Linked DNA regions of Homo sapiens: region 2 is linked to region 1. A link is a loop called in an ENCODE intact Hi-C map of the cell type or tissue named here. Cell type or tissue: CD4-positive, alpha-beta T cell. All regions are shown on one strand.

Region 1 (8,000 bases):
TTACTCTCCACAATCACTGTTCCTTATAGATTATCCAAGTATCTACATGTATTTAAAACCTACCGCTGGCCATTTTTTGGTCAAACTTGTGGTAAAATACACATAACTTAAAATGTGCCACCAATGGCATTGAATACATTCGGTGAACTGTGCAACCATCACCACTCTACAGTTCCAGAACATTTTCATCGTCCCAAAAGGAAACCCGGTCCCATGGGTCCCTTTTACAATCCCATTCATGACAGCAAAGCAAAACAGTGGACCATGTATAGTTAATAATAGTTTTCTCTCAAATGTCTCTACAAAGAAGCAAGAAAGTTATCTGGGAAGCTGAATCCCGAGGGATTTTAGTGTGCGAGCAAGTCCAGGAACCAGCACTTTACACCTTTTTTTTCTTCTGCCAGGTGAAGACAACTGCTTTGAGAGTGCTGCTCCGAGTTCAAGGCCTGGACCGAAGGAAGTAAAGACCAGCCTGGCCATCATAATTCTGCAAGGAATTATGACACAGTAACAACAATAATAAAGGAGCAAAGAGGCCGGGCGCAGTGGCTCATGCCTGGAATCCCAGCACTTTGGGAGGCCAAGGCGGGCGGATCACCTGAGGTCAGGAGTTCAAGACCAGCCTGACCAACATGGCAAAACCCTCTCTCTACAAAAAAGTACACAAATTAGCCGGGCGTGGTGGTGCACGCCTGCAATCCAACTACTCAGAGGCTGAGGCAGGAGAGTCCCTTGAATCCAGGAGGCAGAGGTTGCAGTGACTCGAGATCCTGCCATTGCACTCCAGCCTGGGCGACAGAGCAAAACTCCATCTCGAATTAAAAAAAAAAAAAATTAAAACATTAAAAAATTTTAAAAAGAAGCAAAGGAAGCCAAACTTGATCATGAATTCTTCGGCATTTCCTCCCTTTTCACTGCTCCACCGGCTCTGAGCTTGCCACGGAGGTCCCATAGGTGTACAAGTCTACGCAGCTACAGTCAGGCTTTGCTAAGTAAAGGCATGTGTGTGTGTGTGTGTGTGTGTGTGTGTGTGTGTGTGTGTGTAGGAAGTGAGGGGCAATCAGCATGCTACAGTGTCACCAAAAGTGACACCACCCAAAGCCTGGCCTTCACCTGGCCCTCTCCCTTTGCTGGCCCAGTTCAGCCTGGGGACAGGATGCGTGAGGCGGCAGCAGACCATCTTGTCTGGCCGGCAGAGCAGCCCAAATTTGCTCCAGAGATTTTAAATGCTGTCACCCTGTATTTAACCCCTGCCGGACTGCCTCATTCTTTCCAGGACAAAAGGGGTTTTATCAGTAAGCCCTTCTCCAGGGGGAAGTGCATGACCTGGGGCACTGCAGAAGAGGCGGGGTCCAGGACTGGTCTTCACCAGGGTGTGGGTGTGCACCAGGTGAGCCCGCCCCAGCCCTGACTCATCCTGTTGGCAGGTGTTTAAGGAGAGGCAGAAGGTGTCCCCTGAGTTCTAGGCCGTCATTTCTCACAGTGGCCTGCAGGGTACTAAGGGGATGGGAAGGAAGGAGCTTGCTCATGGTCACAAGCACCTGTCCACCTGAGTCCCCCAAAGTCCACGCTCATGAGCATTTGGATGAAAGGCCCACATGCCTGTGAGCTCAACCTGTGCCCCCTGCCCTCACTCCACAATGGCATTAGAGACCTCAGTGAAACCATGAGCTGTTTTGTAGCCAGGCAGGGGGAGGTGACTTAATTTAAAAGCAGAGCAACAGGCGCCCAGGCCCAGGTTCCCAGTTCATGATCACAATTCCAAGCCAGACAATGAATAATTGTTCACGTGCAGCTGATTAACTTTCCTTAAAACAGGATGGAGCAATGTTTCCTAAGCTACTTGGTTTGAGCCCAAGTCAACTGTGGACTGAGCCAGGGGTGCATTTTCAGATTATATAGGTATTTTTGAAGGCTCTCCTCTGAGACTATGACAGATGCCAGCAAGGATCAAAGAGAAGGAGACAGAAACATCCTTGGATGCTGAATGGATACTGACTCAAGGACGCTCCCATCCCCCAGACTTGGGGACTAGTAGCCACATATGAATCTCAAGCAAAGAGTTGGCCACCCTTGGGTTGGAGGCATGGTGCCGGGTCTCTCCAACAAGCATGACTTCGCACAGCCAAGAGATGGAGTTTCCCAGGACACGTGAGCACTTCTGTCTCCACTGCCTCCTACCTCCCTCCTTGAGATCCATGGGAGCACTTCTTTTGAAGTTTAAATAACTACAAGTGGTTGCTGGCTTCCAATCCCTACCCTAACTGGGCAGGTCCATATGGCTGAGGCCCAGCCAGCTCCAGACATTCATATATAAAGGAGGAGGCTAGAAGATGAGTCTGCAGCTGAATAACCTACAACTCACAAGGGAGATGCTGCTCCCTCAACCCACTCAAACCAGGACAGCAGACAGGCAAAATGAAAGCCCCCAGACAGAAACTCCAGATGGAGGCTGCAAAGATGATAGCTTCCAACACATGCTCTGCATTCCCAGTGATCCCCGGAAAGCTCTGGGAGCAAATCCTTTCCATCTCCACGACGGAGCTGAGCCTAGAGGCTTCCCAGCTACATCAGACCTCTCCCAGGTGATCTTCCTGAGCCATGACACATCCATGTCCAAGCAGCAGCAAGGACCTGTTCTGGAGTTGCATGCCTTTCAAAAGACACCCATCCCAGAGAGTCAGGCACAGACTGCCAAATCACAAAGCAGAATCAATCCACAAACTCCACCCCACAAGTCCACAACCTCTTGGAGAGGCCGCCCTGACATCAACCCACCCCAGCGACAGGGACCCACCCTATCCCAGAGCCTGCCTGTGGGCATCCGCACGCTCTCATGTGTTTGCGCACGGGATTGTCTATCTGTACGTCTGCGGCAAAACCCACCCACCCACACACCCACCCCCACAACACACACACACGCATACACACACAAGCTTGCACCCAGCAATCCATCTGTCTCAGAGAGCCAGCTGTCAAAAATGAAAGTACAATCTCCTGGAAGCAAGTCACTGCCTTCTAAAAATGTCCCATTTTCCCAGACCGAGGAAACTTGCAAGGGTGGGGTGTGTTTCACTGCAAGTCCCTAACGACCAGGCCTGTCGTCTACCCACCCCCCCACACCCCCCCAAAACAAAGCTGCAATGCTGGAATTCCAACCTGCAGCCAGCAGCCCCGCCCCCGGGCTCCTACCCGCCCACTCCCCTTCCTCCCGGGCAGTTTGCAAGGGCGCAGGAAAGGGAAGGGCCAGCCTTGGAGTCACCCCTGCATTTCAGGAGAGGACCGGCCTTTGAGCACACCCCACCCCCACCTCCGAGGCACCACATTTTCACATTCGGCTGTTTTTTCTTTCCCTTCTTCCCTTGCCAAGAGAATCAAGCCCTGGCTCCTGCTGCCGACCTTCCTCCCACCCTAAACTGAGCCCCATTCATTAAGCCCGCTCTCAGCCAGGGCAGGACAGGAAGGAAAACAGCACACAGGGCCTGTGAAAGAGGCTCAGAGAGGTTATTTCAAGGAGGAGGAGGGAGAAACTCCTCAGTTTTCACTGCTCCCCACCTTGCTGCCAGGCTCCCACCCCCCAACCTCAGTGTCTGCTATGCCCCTTCCCCCATCCAGCCCTGCCACATCCAGTCACTGGCCTCATCCACAGCAAGGCAGACACACCCAGGCCACCCCCCATGGAACGATCAACTTCTTGAAAAGGAGGAGGTTTGGGCTTTCTCCATTTACAAAACTCTCTGCCCTGGACAGGGGCCAATAAAGTTCCCTTTTGGAAGGCATTCTCGCTACAAAGAGGACAGCCCTAGGTTTTCTCCGTGCCCATCACCTCCCCTCCAGACGCCCCCAAGCCGGTGACATCAACCCCCAAAACAGTGTACCCTCCCCACCATGGCCCATTATGAATACACTGCACCAACTCTGAACGGAAAGAAGAAGGAGCTCAAACTTTGAAGCCTTTGGAATTAGTAAATCAAGAGCTGAAATTCAAAACAAATGCTCTTGCCATGTGGAAGGCCCCCTCTTCTCTCTGCAGTCTTCTGAAGCCACACTGCCCTTCAGAGAGTCACTGCTTCTTCCTGGCAGCTCCTTATTAATATCTGTGTCTACAATTACCTGGAGGGGTGAGGGGAAGGAGTTAATGATTGTTTTACCCCCAGTTTCTTTCTAGGACTGGAAGAGCTTTGGGGAAAAAAAGCCCACCCATCGGCCAGGCGCAGTGGCTCACACCTGTAATCTCAGCACTTGGGGAGGAAAGGGTGGGTGGATCATCCGAGGTCAGGAGTTCAAGACCAGCCTGGCCAACATGGCGAAACCCCATCTCTACTAAAAATACAAAAAATTAGCTGGGCACAGTGGTGGATGCCTGTAATCCCAGCTACTTGGGAGGCTGAGGCAGGAGAATTGCTTGAACCTGGGAGGTGGAGGTTGCAGTGAGCCGAAATCGGGCCACTGCACTCCAGCCTGGTGACAGAGCGAGACTCCGTCTGTGTGAGCCGAAATCGCGCCACTGCACTCCAGCCTGGGCGACAGAGCGAGACTTTGTCAAAAAAGAAAAAAAAAAAAAAGCCCACCCATCTCCTGAGGGCTTCACAGGTCACATGGCACGGGCGGGTGAGGAGGCACTCAGGCTGGTATCTCAGCCTGGTGTCGTCATTTCCTCCGGCAGGGGAGACAGACAAGATGTTATCAAGAAGACAAACCTTCCGAAAGGACCCTTTCAAAAGCTGCCACTTCCCTTGCTTATTTCATGTGGTTTGGAGGGGCCGGGGCTCCTCCCTGCACATTCAGGGTTTAAAAAATAAAACCATCTAACAACATCCTGAGCGTGTTATTCTGCTGAGACCCTTTCCTCTCATTGGCCTTCTTTCTTTCAAGAACTCTCTCAGCCTTAGAAAGCAGAAAAGATGCAGTTCACACACTGCTGCCTTTTCTCCCTCCTCAACTCCTCTGTCCACTCCCACCGTACTGCCTGAAGCCCCCTCCCTTCTCTAGGTCCCTCTTTTTCCTGCTCAATTCTCATTAGAAGCTTTGAGTAAACAATACCCTCAGTCTCAGATAACAGAGTATATATTGCATTGAAATGAAAACAAACAAGGGTCTCCCTAAAGACGTTCTCAGCAAGCTCAGTTCCTGAAGAGGAGAGCCGGGGAGGGAGCCGTCCGGGAATGAACTTTGCCTGAGCCAGCCATGGAAGACACACCACCAAGTAGTCAGAGCAGGTACCCCACAAAAAAGGGTGCCCCTCACACAAGAGGATACACCACAACAGGGCACAGCTTCTATTCGAGCTGCTACCACGTGATCCTACAGGCAAGGAAATGCCAAATGCCCAAAACTCTGCTGGAATTTCTGTTTTTAAGGTCGTTTTCCCTCTTGCTTCAGCCAGTTCTTAGAAAATCTAGTGATGACATGGTGGGGATGGAAAAACAGGTAGAAATAGGATTTCTTCAGAACAACATGAAATGCGTCCCATGTACATAACCAGTGAGTTTCTCTAAGTACTGCCCTCTTTTCGCATCCTCAGGAACAACAATGCTCTGGCTACCCCGTGCCTGTCAGCCAGCCCCGTGACCCCCCAGCACTGGCATTCCAGGCCTTCACGCATACCTGTGAGCCCTGAGGAAAACCTGCCCCGCTAGGGAACAATTACAGCTCCTACTGTTGGCAGTGCTCCCACCCTGGTGCTCCCAGCCCCAGACATGTGCTGCAAAATCCTGCAGCAGGCTGGGCTGGGAATCAGAACTTGGGAGGGAAGCCTCAGATCTACTCTGAAATCCCATCGTATGCTTGGGATCTGTCTTCAACAAGTTCCCTAAAGGTGGGTCCATTCCCTTTACATCCCCCATGCGCAAAGAGCAAAAGCAAAAAAAGAGCTCAAATGCATGAGTTAATGACACCAAAGTCACCAAGCTGAAGCCCCCCAAGCCAGGAGCTGCTTAAAAATAACCGGGCAACACTTCACACACCAAAGCAATCCCCAGCTCGCTCTTGTCTCCCCGTCCACGGAACGGATCCAGTGTCCAGAGCGTAAAGGACTGCAGGATGAGGAGCTGAAGGGCACCACAATGTCACCACCGATGCATCCAACTTAAGGCATATAAAAATGAGAATGAAGTCCAGACCAGCTGGGGTGGCAGAAGGCCACCCCCATTCCTCCAGTCTTTAGCAATTTCAAAAAAGGTTGGAATTGCCAGGAAAATAAGAGAAAGCATCTTACCTGAAAGCCCCCCAGGGGCCAGATAATTCGTTCCCCCTGTTTCAGCGGAGGAAGGCACAGCATCTGGACAGTCTGCTGTGGATTTGAAAAGGGGAGAGAAAGAAATAAATACACAAATAAAAACACCAAGATCCATCTTTAAGCACGCTCTAAACAGCATGAAAGACAAACCACACATTCCAAAAGGCTGACTCGCGGCCTTGATGCTGATTATTAATGGTCTGCTCAGGCTTCACTGCCCATCGTAAGACAGACCACAGCACCTTGTCACCCGTCTGGGCTCCGGGCAGCCAGTTAATCATTACTCGAGTCAGGCTCAATGAGACTGGCTGGAATTTCTCTTGCATTACCAGTCCCCCATTACGGATACCAGGTGGTTCCCAAGGTCAAAGGAGGTTTGGGTTGGACTTTCTCAACCCTGGTTGCTCTGTCATCCCTCATCAAGGGCAGAAGGCTCTCTCCTTGGAGCCCATGTCCTCTCTGCCTTCATCCTTTTAAAGACAGGTTTCCCAGTTCTTGAAAACATTCTCAAGATTGATGTTGGGCTGCCGGGACTTCTTTCCCCTTTTTTAATTGAGGACTAACTTAAGTAGAGCAAAGTATACAAAATCCCAAGTAGACGCAATGAATGTTACTCATGTATACATCTGTGTAACCACCACCAGATCAAGACAGAGAACATTCTCAGCAAGGCTCCGAGCCGGAGGGGAAATGTTCTACCTCTCCCAGGCTAGTCCAAACCCCTCATCTCTGGAAACCTTCCCAGGCAACCCCAGACCTGCTAAGGCTCTCTGCCCTCAGTTCCTATAAAACATTTGGCACCCAACACTCGGAGTTTCCTCACTGATTTTTACCTTTAGATTGCATCTGCCCTTAACTAGACTTCTCTTCAACTTCTGTCACCCTCAGGTACTCTGCACAGTGACCTCACCGTTAATGAGGATAATGACAATTCCAGCTGAGAAACAGTCTCCACAACCGCCCTCCAAGCAATTAAAGCAAAACCTAATGTCCATGAACCACAACTCATTAGTCCCATGAAACACAAATACACAAGACCCTGTAAGCTTGTCATGCACCACTGGCAGCGCCAAACTCCCTGAAGTCCTAGCGGAGAGCCCGGCTAAGGAAAGGTGCTGCCCAGGTCCGCAGCAAACACAACAGGTTGGATCGTGCAGACACCAGGCCTCCTACCCCAGGCCACCAGGACAATGTCCCTGTGGGTTTCCAGTTGGAACCACTTGGCCATGCTGGCAAATAGGAAAGCCAAAAAAAAAGAGCAGACGGGCAAGTAGCCCATGGGAATCCTTTAGTGGCCTACACATAGCCCCAAACCATCTCTGGGTTTCTGCTGTCTGCCCTCTTAATGCTAAGTTTCTCTCTCTAACTCAGGGTCACTCCCTCTCCCACATTCTCAAGGCTGGAAGGACAACTTTTCAAGAACTCTCCTAAGCGGGCGAGGGGCAGAAGTGGAGGCAGGCGTGGGGGTGAGGTGGCTGCGGTGGGTAGGGGGAAAGAAGACTGTGTGTGTAATCTCATTTTATCAGGGTAAAGTCTAATTCCTAACAGGAATATACAGTTTTACAGGATACACTTAATCAAACAGAAAACAATAGAGGCAGGCAGGAAATGGAGTTACTTGTTAAATGGTGTATACCCTGCACTTTCTAAACCATTTTGATGGCCTTCATCATTTTCTAGAGATAGGCTTCTCAACCCTCTCCTCCACCCACTCCTCCCAGATGGAAGACACCCCCACATTAAACATAATGACTTATCCACA
Region 2 (8,000 bases), 520 kb after region 1:
CCTAACTGATACAGGTAGGGTTTTCAAAGTATTCTGGGTGGAGGGTTGCATGACATATTTTGAAGGAATAATTGTCAAGATTCAGTGACTGACTCAACCTAACAAAGAAATTTGTCATCGATCATATGATGGACAAAAGGTTTTAAATGCCCAAAAGACTGAGCAATAAAAGAAAAGATAAGCTTTTTAAAAATAATTATTCCAATGTCCTTATTGGAAAGTTTCAGCCACTTTCATTGCCTGCATTTTTAAAGAATGTGATAAAAATCAGAGAAGATACCAAAATCACTAACCAAACTTCCTTAAGAAATGAAAAAAACAAAAACTTTTACTAAATAAGACCTATATGTAAAGTTGTTCCCAGCCCCACTAGTTCATTTTGTCTAGAATTAAGTAATGTGAGGATAACTTACAAACTGTTTACAAGCAAAGTTCAAAGCATAAAGCTCTGCTAAAAACCTTACTAGAAAAAAAAATGCTTAAAGGCAAGAGCAGATATTTAATAAGTCCCATCACATTTCCTGATAAATGGTGCACCACCACCAGAAAGCCAGAACCTTCACACCTAGAGACAGTAAGGACTTTGACAGCTAAGTAGGAAAGTGAAACCCACTAGGAAACAGGATACCAAACTGGAGGACTCCCAGAAATCCTTTCAATCTTTAAGATTAGTCCTCTCTCTGTCCGAAGAAAGGAAAAGCAGCAATGGGCATCTTATCACTCTGCTCTTCTAGGCTCACAGCACTCTACCATTCCCAGCTGAGTCACAGAAGAACCTGAGAAGAGGCTGCTTCAAGTCCAAATCTCACAGTAGTTCATTCTGCCTGAAGATATTCTCTCACTTTCATTAGGAGTCTTCTTTTGCTGCTGAAATGGGGGTGCCTTTATCTCCCACTTGGACAGAGAGTCCCTGCCTTCTCATCCTGGGCATGGGAACCATCATTGCCCCCAGCGTGTCCTGTGTCAAGTATCAGGTTAGCCCTCTGATTACACATATATACTATGTTTTAAGACATGAATATGAAAAAGAGACCAAAACGAAATATAGAAAAACTTTACATGGAGCTGTATTGCTTTTATACTTAAATCATTTTTAAAGGTCTCATTTTACCAAAGCCTATACTACAAGTGTCACAGGTATTTCCCATATTTCACTAAAAGGAAAAATGAACAGTCTTCTCTAGATCTAACCATTCCCATTATCTACAATCCTAAGTAAAAGACGGCCCTCTCGTTGCATGTACAGCAGCAAAAGAAATCACCTACTTTCTTAAGTCTCGGCAAAATATTCCAAAATACACTGTGGTAGGTAGAATAATAGCCTCCAAAGATGTCCACATACTAATCCATGGAAGCTCTGATTATGTTGCTGGGAAAAGAGACTTTGCAGGCGTGATTAAATTAAGAACCTCGAGGGGGGATTTATCCTGAATTAGCTAAGTGGGCCTGATTTAATTACATGGGTCCTTAAAAGCAGAGAACCTTTCCCACTTGTGGTCAGAGACTTGAGGATGGAAGTATGATCAGAGAGATGCAACACTGGTGGCTTTGAAGACAGAGGAGGTACGCCACAAGCCAAGGAAAGTGGCAGCCTCTAGAAGCTGGAAGAGGCATAGATGCCCCCTAGAAACCTCCAGAGAAGAACACAGCCTTGTTGACAGCCAGTGAGACCCACTTTGACTTCTAACCTACAGAACTGTAAAATAATAAATGCATTGTTTTAAGCCACTAAATTTGTGGTAACATGTTACAGCAATCATAGAAAACTGATACATAACATTAAACAACTTCTAATAATATGTGAAATTATCTAGAAAAGCATAACCAAATTGCCCAAATATTTGGAGCAATATAAGAAAGAGCCATTTGTACATGTTGTAACATATTTCACTTCTATTTCTCTCCTGCCCTCCATTCATTAAAAAGCCTACCAAAGTGACAATTCTTCAAACTTTCTGTAGAAAAATGAGCCATATTAATAAAAAAAAAAGGAACAATCAGGATGGCAGGATCTAATGGAAAAATCAGGAGATAATTATGCCACATTTTTCAGAGTCAAACATAAAAGCGTTTGCACTGTTTATCCTCTTTGTATCAAATGGATTACCACACTTTTTTAAAGTACAGTAAATCTTTCTAGATATTAAAAACTATTAATTTTTATGTGTGATAATGGTATTCTGGGCCTATTAAAAAGAGCAGGCCAGGTGCAGTGGCTCACCCCTGTAATCCCAGCACTTTCAGAGGCTGAGGTGGGTGAAATGCCTGAACTCAGGAGTTCGTGACCAGCCTGAGCAACATGATGAGACCCCCGTCTCTACTAAAAATACAAAAAATTAGCCAGGCATGGTAGCACGTGCCTGTAATCCCAGCTACTCAGGAGGCTGAGGCAGGAGAATTGCTTGAACCCAGGAGGCAGACGTTGCCGTGAGCCGGGATCACGCCACTGTACTCCAGCCTGAATGACAGAGCGAGACTCTGCCTCCCACCACCACCAACAAAAAAAAGCAATTCAATCTTCTACAGATATATATTGAAATATTTACAGATGAAATTGAATGTCTATGATTTGCTTTAAAATAATTGTGAGTGGGGATAGGAATGCATAGGGACATAGATGAAATTAAATTGGCATGAGTTAACTGCTGAAGCTGGGTAATGGGTACATGGGAGTACCCTTTATTATTTCACTGTGTGAACTTTTCTATGGTTAAAAGGTGCAAAAACATAAAAACTCCTTGACCTATATGTCGTAACAACACAGACTTCTTAATAGCTGAATCTCCTTCCTATTAACATTGCCCCAACTCAGTTCTCTGCCATTTAATCCACTTGCGACTGATAGTTTCATCAATTATTCCAACTCATTTTGCCCTATGTACTCAGTTTATGAGCTTAAGGCAGACACCTAACCTCTAAAAGACTAGTTCTTCATTTACAGAATGGGAATATTCATACTTGTCCGGTCTATCTCCAAGTTGCTGAGAGGATTATCTAAAATAAAACTTCAAAGCAGGATAATCACTCCAGAAATCCATATATTCATAAATTTCATCCTCTGCAACAACCATTCACCCATTCCTATAGATTCTCTTCCCTTCCACCTCGTTCTTCTCTTGAGCCCTCAACTCATCAGCCTAAGCACCTGAGTTCCTCTGGTGGACGCTACATTCCTCTCCACGGCCTCCACCCTCCAGGTTTTCATCCTTCAGCACATCACCCTTGCTCTACACACCCCTCTCTCCAACTTCCCCTCTCCTCTTTCAAGGAACTCACTCCATCTGTGCCCCCTAATCAGTCTATCCTGGGTACCCGCTTTGCTGGCCGATTACAATCATCCCATCACTTCTCTACCCCTGTTCAGTAGAGAACAGCTTTATCCAATCAGCTTTACCACACCAATACCCTCAAACCCCACTACTGCCCCCAGTTCACAAACACCCACCCTTTCACTTTTCAGTCAAAACACAATTGCTCAGGCAAATCCACGGCGACTGAAAGTAGATCAATAGTGTAGGGGAGAGAAGGAGGAGTGACTGCTAATGGGTACGAGCTTCTTTGGGGCGGGGGGGGCGGTGATTAAAAATGCTCTGGAGTTAAGGGTGGTGATGGCTGCTCAACCCTGTGAATATACTAAAAACCACTGAGTTGTACTTTTAAAGGGTTAATTTTCTGATATGTTAGTTATACCTCGATAAACTATGAATGTAAAAAGAAGAAAGAAAAACCCAACAGCTATTGCTCACCCTGCCCATCACACGCCCATTTGTCAGACCAACACCGCCCCATCTCCGGAAGCACCGACTTGGCCTTCGGTATCCCCCAACTCCCAACAGCGGACTCGGACAGAGGTCCGTCCGCTGTCAGCACAGCCCCTCCGGGTGGCCCAGGCGCCCGCGGGCAGGGAAGGGAGGGTCCCTTCGCCGCCGCCCCGGGGCGCTGGCCGGGTTGCGGAGGGTGGCCCCTGACCCCCTCTGACAGGAGGCCGGGGACAGCCAGGCTTTCGGGCCCGGCCGCGCTGAGGGGGGCGGCGCTACAGCCCACCTGTCTCAGCCGGCTGGGGGATCTGCTCCAGCTCCACGGACCCGCGGACGGATGGGAGGGTGGCAGAGGGGTCAGGAGAAGTCGCTGTCGCCGCCGCAGCCCAGGTGGCGCACACCGGCTCAGGCCTCCATGTTTCCACGTCTCAGCGGGTACAGATCCGGCTCCGGTCCGGCCTGCAGCTCGGCCCCGGCTCGGCTCCAGCCCGGGCCGCGTCGGTGCGGAGGCCAGGAGGCGGCGAGAGAAGAGGGAAGCGACCGAGAACGCGGCTAGGGACCAGACCCCCAGGCGCGCGCGCCAGCCAGGTGGTCACGTGGCACGCGGCGCGCGCGGGCTTCTGGAAACTGTAGTCCTTTGGGTGTTATTCGTGCCTCCGCCCTCCTAGTACCTCCTGGGCTACCGCAAAGCCACGTGGCGAAATCGAGAAGCGCAAAAACAGCCGTGCGCGGTGGCTCACGCCTGTAATCCCAGCACTTTAGGAGGCCGAGGTGGACGGATCACGAGGTCAGGAGATCGAGACCATCCTGGCCAGCATGGTGAAACCCCGTCTCCACTAAAAATACAAAAAGTAGCTGTTTGAGACAGGATAATCGTTTGAACCCGAGAGGCGGAGATTGCAGTGAGTCAAAAAGTAGCTGTCTGAGGCAGGAGAATCGTTTGAACCCGAGAGGCGGAGATTGCAGTGAGTCGAGATCGGGCCACTGCACTCCAGCCTTGCGACAGAGCTCGACTCTTCTCAAAAAAAAAAAAAGAGAGAGAGAGAGAAGCGCAAAAACCTCACCTGCCGGGTGCTAGAGTCAACCTCACCTGCCAGGTGCTAGAGTCCTCGCTCATGCTACACCGCTCGTTCTGGCGGCTTAACCTTATTAAGGCCTCTGTTAATTGCAGCTGAATAACCATCCCAAAGTCAAGCAATATTGTGTGGGATTCTGGAGAATTGAGAAATAGCAAAATAATTTTTGATGGAGGCAGCTGGCAGGGCTAGCCCTGCCTGCAAAGTTGTCGGAAAGGACAGGTCCCACGGGAAAGAGTAGCAATATGAGATAGTGCCAAAACTATGGAATTTGAAGTCAAATGAGCTGAGGTTTCCACACTGACGTCTTTGAGCAATTACTTCACCTCTCTCAGCCAGTTTCCTCACCTAAAATATATGCATGATGATGATTCTGCCATTACAGGAAATGTTGACATGACTGTAGTAATAACAATTCACATTATGGATTATTTTCTATTTGCCATGCACTATTATTTCGCAAAATGACCCTATGGAACAGATAGCACCGTTATTCCCATTATATAGTCAATATGTGCCAGTGTACTCTGTAAAGTACTATACAAATATTAGGTATTCTTTTCTAGCATAGACTGCCAGTAAATTCACTGAGCTTGCAGAATTATGACAGGAAAACATATTAAAACCCAAAGTAGACTGGGCCCTGTGGCTTATGCCTGTAATCCCAATACTTTGGGAGGCTAAGGTGGGAGGATCACTTGAGCCCAGGAGTTCGGAAGGACCAGCCTGAGCAACATAGCGATACACTGTCTCAACAAAAAATACAAAAATTAGCTGGGAGTGGTTGGCACACCCTCGGTCCCGGCTACTCGGGAGGCTGATGTGGGAAAATCGCTTGAGCCCGGGAGGTTGAGGCTTCAGGGAGCCATAATCTCACCATTGCACTCTACCCTGGGCAACAGAACGAGACACTGTCTCAAAAAAAAAAAAAAACCCCAAACTACCTAACTAAAAAGCCATAGACACTACTATGCAGTCATTGTAAAGAATGCTATGGATGCATATTTATTTGAAAACATTTTCATGATACACTGAGTGGAAACATATATAGTATCAAATTTTCATAAGTGAATTATATTAGGTTGGTGCAAAACTAATTGTGGTTTTGCCACTTAATATAATATTTATATTAATATATTAAATGATATATTAATATAACATATGTAATATATGTTTACTATAATATTTATAATACCTATGTATATGTGCTGTTGGAAAAAAGACAAATAATATTAACAATATTGCAACTTTGGGTAATGAGATCCTGTGTGGTTAAAATTAGTTTTTCCCTATGTTTTCTAATTTTTCTGCAAGGAATATGAAGTACATGTACAATTTTATTTTAAAATTACAGCAAAAAGAGACTCAGGGCTGGGCGTGGTGACTCATGCCTGTGATCCCAACACTTTGGGAGGCCGAAGCAGGCAGATCACCTGAGGTCAGCAGTTTGAGACCAGCCTGCCCATCATGGCGAAACCCCGTCTCTACGAAAAATACAAAATTAGCCAGGCATGCGCCTGTAGCCCCAACTACTCAGGAGGCTGATGCAGGAGAATCACTTGAACCCAGACGGTGGAGGTTGCCACGAGCCGAGATCATACCCCTGTACTCCAGCCTGGGTGACAGAGCCAGACTCTGTCTCAAAAAAATAAAAAATAAAAAAAGAGACTCAGGCATGAAAACCTAACTCAAAATATTTTTTAATATTGCCTGGCACACAGTCTACTTTCCCCAGACTGACTCAGCAACAGTTGTGAGCATCTCCTCAAAACTGGCTTTATAGACCTAAGAAGCAAAATATTTTATTTCAAGGGGATCCTATTAGTGAAATTTTACATCGTCTCCCTTTGGTCATTTTTGGATGACTTGAAATAAACAGTCTTGCCTGTGTTCCTAGGCAAATGTTATAATGTTGCTAGGCAAATATCATAAATCGGAAGATAAGATTAGGAATATTTTTTACTACGTAGGAAGTGTTGAGTTAGAGTAGCAGTCCTTATGCACCTTTTTTGTACATGTAATGTGCAAATTATTATCCTTGGACACCAACTTTCAAAACTGCCTGCAGAAGTATGATGGCCGGGCGTGGTAGCTCAAGCCTGTAAATCCCAGCACTTTGGGAGGCCGAGGTGGGCGGATCACCTGAGTTCCGGAGTTCAAGATCAGCCTGGCCAACATGGTGAAACCCCGTCTCTACTAAAAATCCAAAAAAAAAAAAAAAAAAAATTAGCCAGTTGTGGTGGTGCAGGCCTGCAGTCCCAGCTACTCAGGAGGCTGAGGCAGGAGAATTGCTTGAACCTGGGAGGCAGAGGGTGCAGTGAGCTAAGATCGCCCCACTGCACTCCAGCCTGGGTGACAGAGTGAGACTGCATCTCAAAAAAAAAAAAAAAAAAAAAGTATTATGATAACTTTGGCTGACTTGACAACTTCAGTGTCTAGTTAGTGCAGGAACAGCAATAGAAAATGTATGAAATCCTTCCACTAAATCCAATAGGATATCCTGGACTGCATCCTGGAATTGAAAAAGGCAATAGTGGAAAGCCTGATGAAACCTAAATGAAGTTTAGAGTTTAGTTAACAGTATTGTACCAATGCTGATTATCTAGTTTTGACAAAATGATGCTGTGGTTATATAAAATGTTAACGTTAAGGAAAGCTGGGTGATGGATATACGGTAACTCTCTACACCTTGCAGCTGTTCTTATTACTAAATATTACATTATTCCACGTGGTGGACAGAATACTTTTTTTTTTTGAGACGGAGTTTCACTCTTGTTGCCAAGGCTGGAGTGCAATGGCACAATCTCAGCTCACTGCAATCTCCGCCTTCCAGGTTCAAGCAATTCTCCTGCCTCAGCCTCCTGAGTAGCTGGGAATAAAGGCGCGGGCCACCACACTAATTAAAAATTAGCCCAGCTAATTTTTATATTTTTAGTAGAGACGGAGTTTCACCATGTTGGCCAGGCTGATCTTGAACTCCTGACCTCAGGTGATCCACCTGCCTCAGCCTCCCAAATTGCTAGGATTACAGGTTACATTAAAAACAGGAGGAAAAGAAGAATGGAGATGTAAAGTGGAGCCAAATATCCTTCAAGCCCTGGTAGGCCTCTGAGGTTTCTATAACTACAAGTTTGCAAGGTCTGGACTGCAAACAGACTTCATGTGT

Evidence for each region. Peaks named below come from ENCODE experiments on the same cell type or tissue, not always from the same donor. Only the 100,000 strongest peaks of a DNase experiment are listed, where the experiment ranks them.
Region 2: it touches region 1 in a loop (2.1-fold over the local background); 5 of 110 quality-filtered maps call a loop at or near these places.

What each region holds. Positions count from the first base shown.
Region 1 is chr18:48,936,264-48,944,263 of GRCh38, forward strand. SMAD7 (SMAD family member 7) reads right to left here. Exons shown (of 4, transcript NM_005904.4): 3 at 6,218-6,292. Among named protein-coding and RNA genes, the nearest start is that of SMAD7, 11 kb to the right of the region's middle. RefSeq lists enhancers at 5,188-6,145, 5,630-6,829. In CD4-positive, alpha-beta T cell, no CTCF peak of the experiment used is centred here; DNase peaks (open chromatin) are centred at 1,128, 1,438, 3,636 and 4,658; H3K4me3 peaks cover 1,518 bases; H3K27ac peaks cover 639 bases.
Region 2 is chr18:49,456,354-49,464,353 of GRCh38, forward strand. DYM (dymeclin) reads right to left here and starts at 4,292. Exons shown (of 18, transcript NM_001353214.3): 1 at 4,045-4,292. RefSeq lists a silencer at 3,691-4,270. In CD4-positive, alpha-beta T cell, no CTCF peak of the experiment used is centred here; DNase peaks (open chromatin) are centred at 3,818 and 4,398; H3K4me3 peaks cover 1,970 bases; H3K27ac peaks cover 467 bases.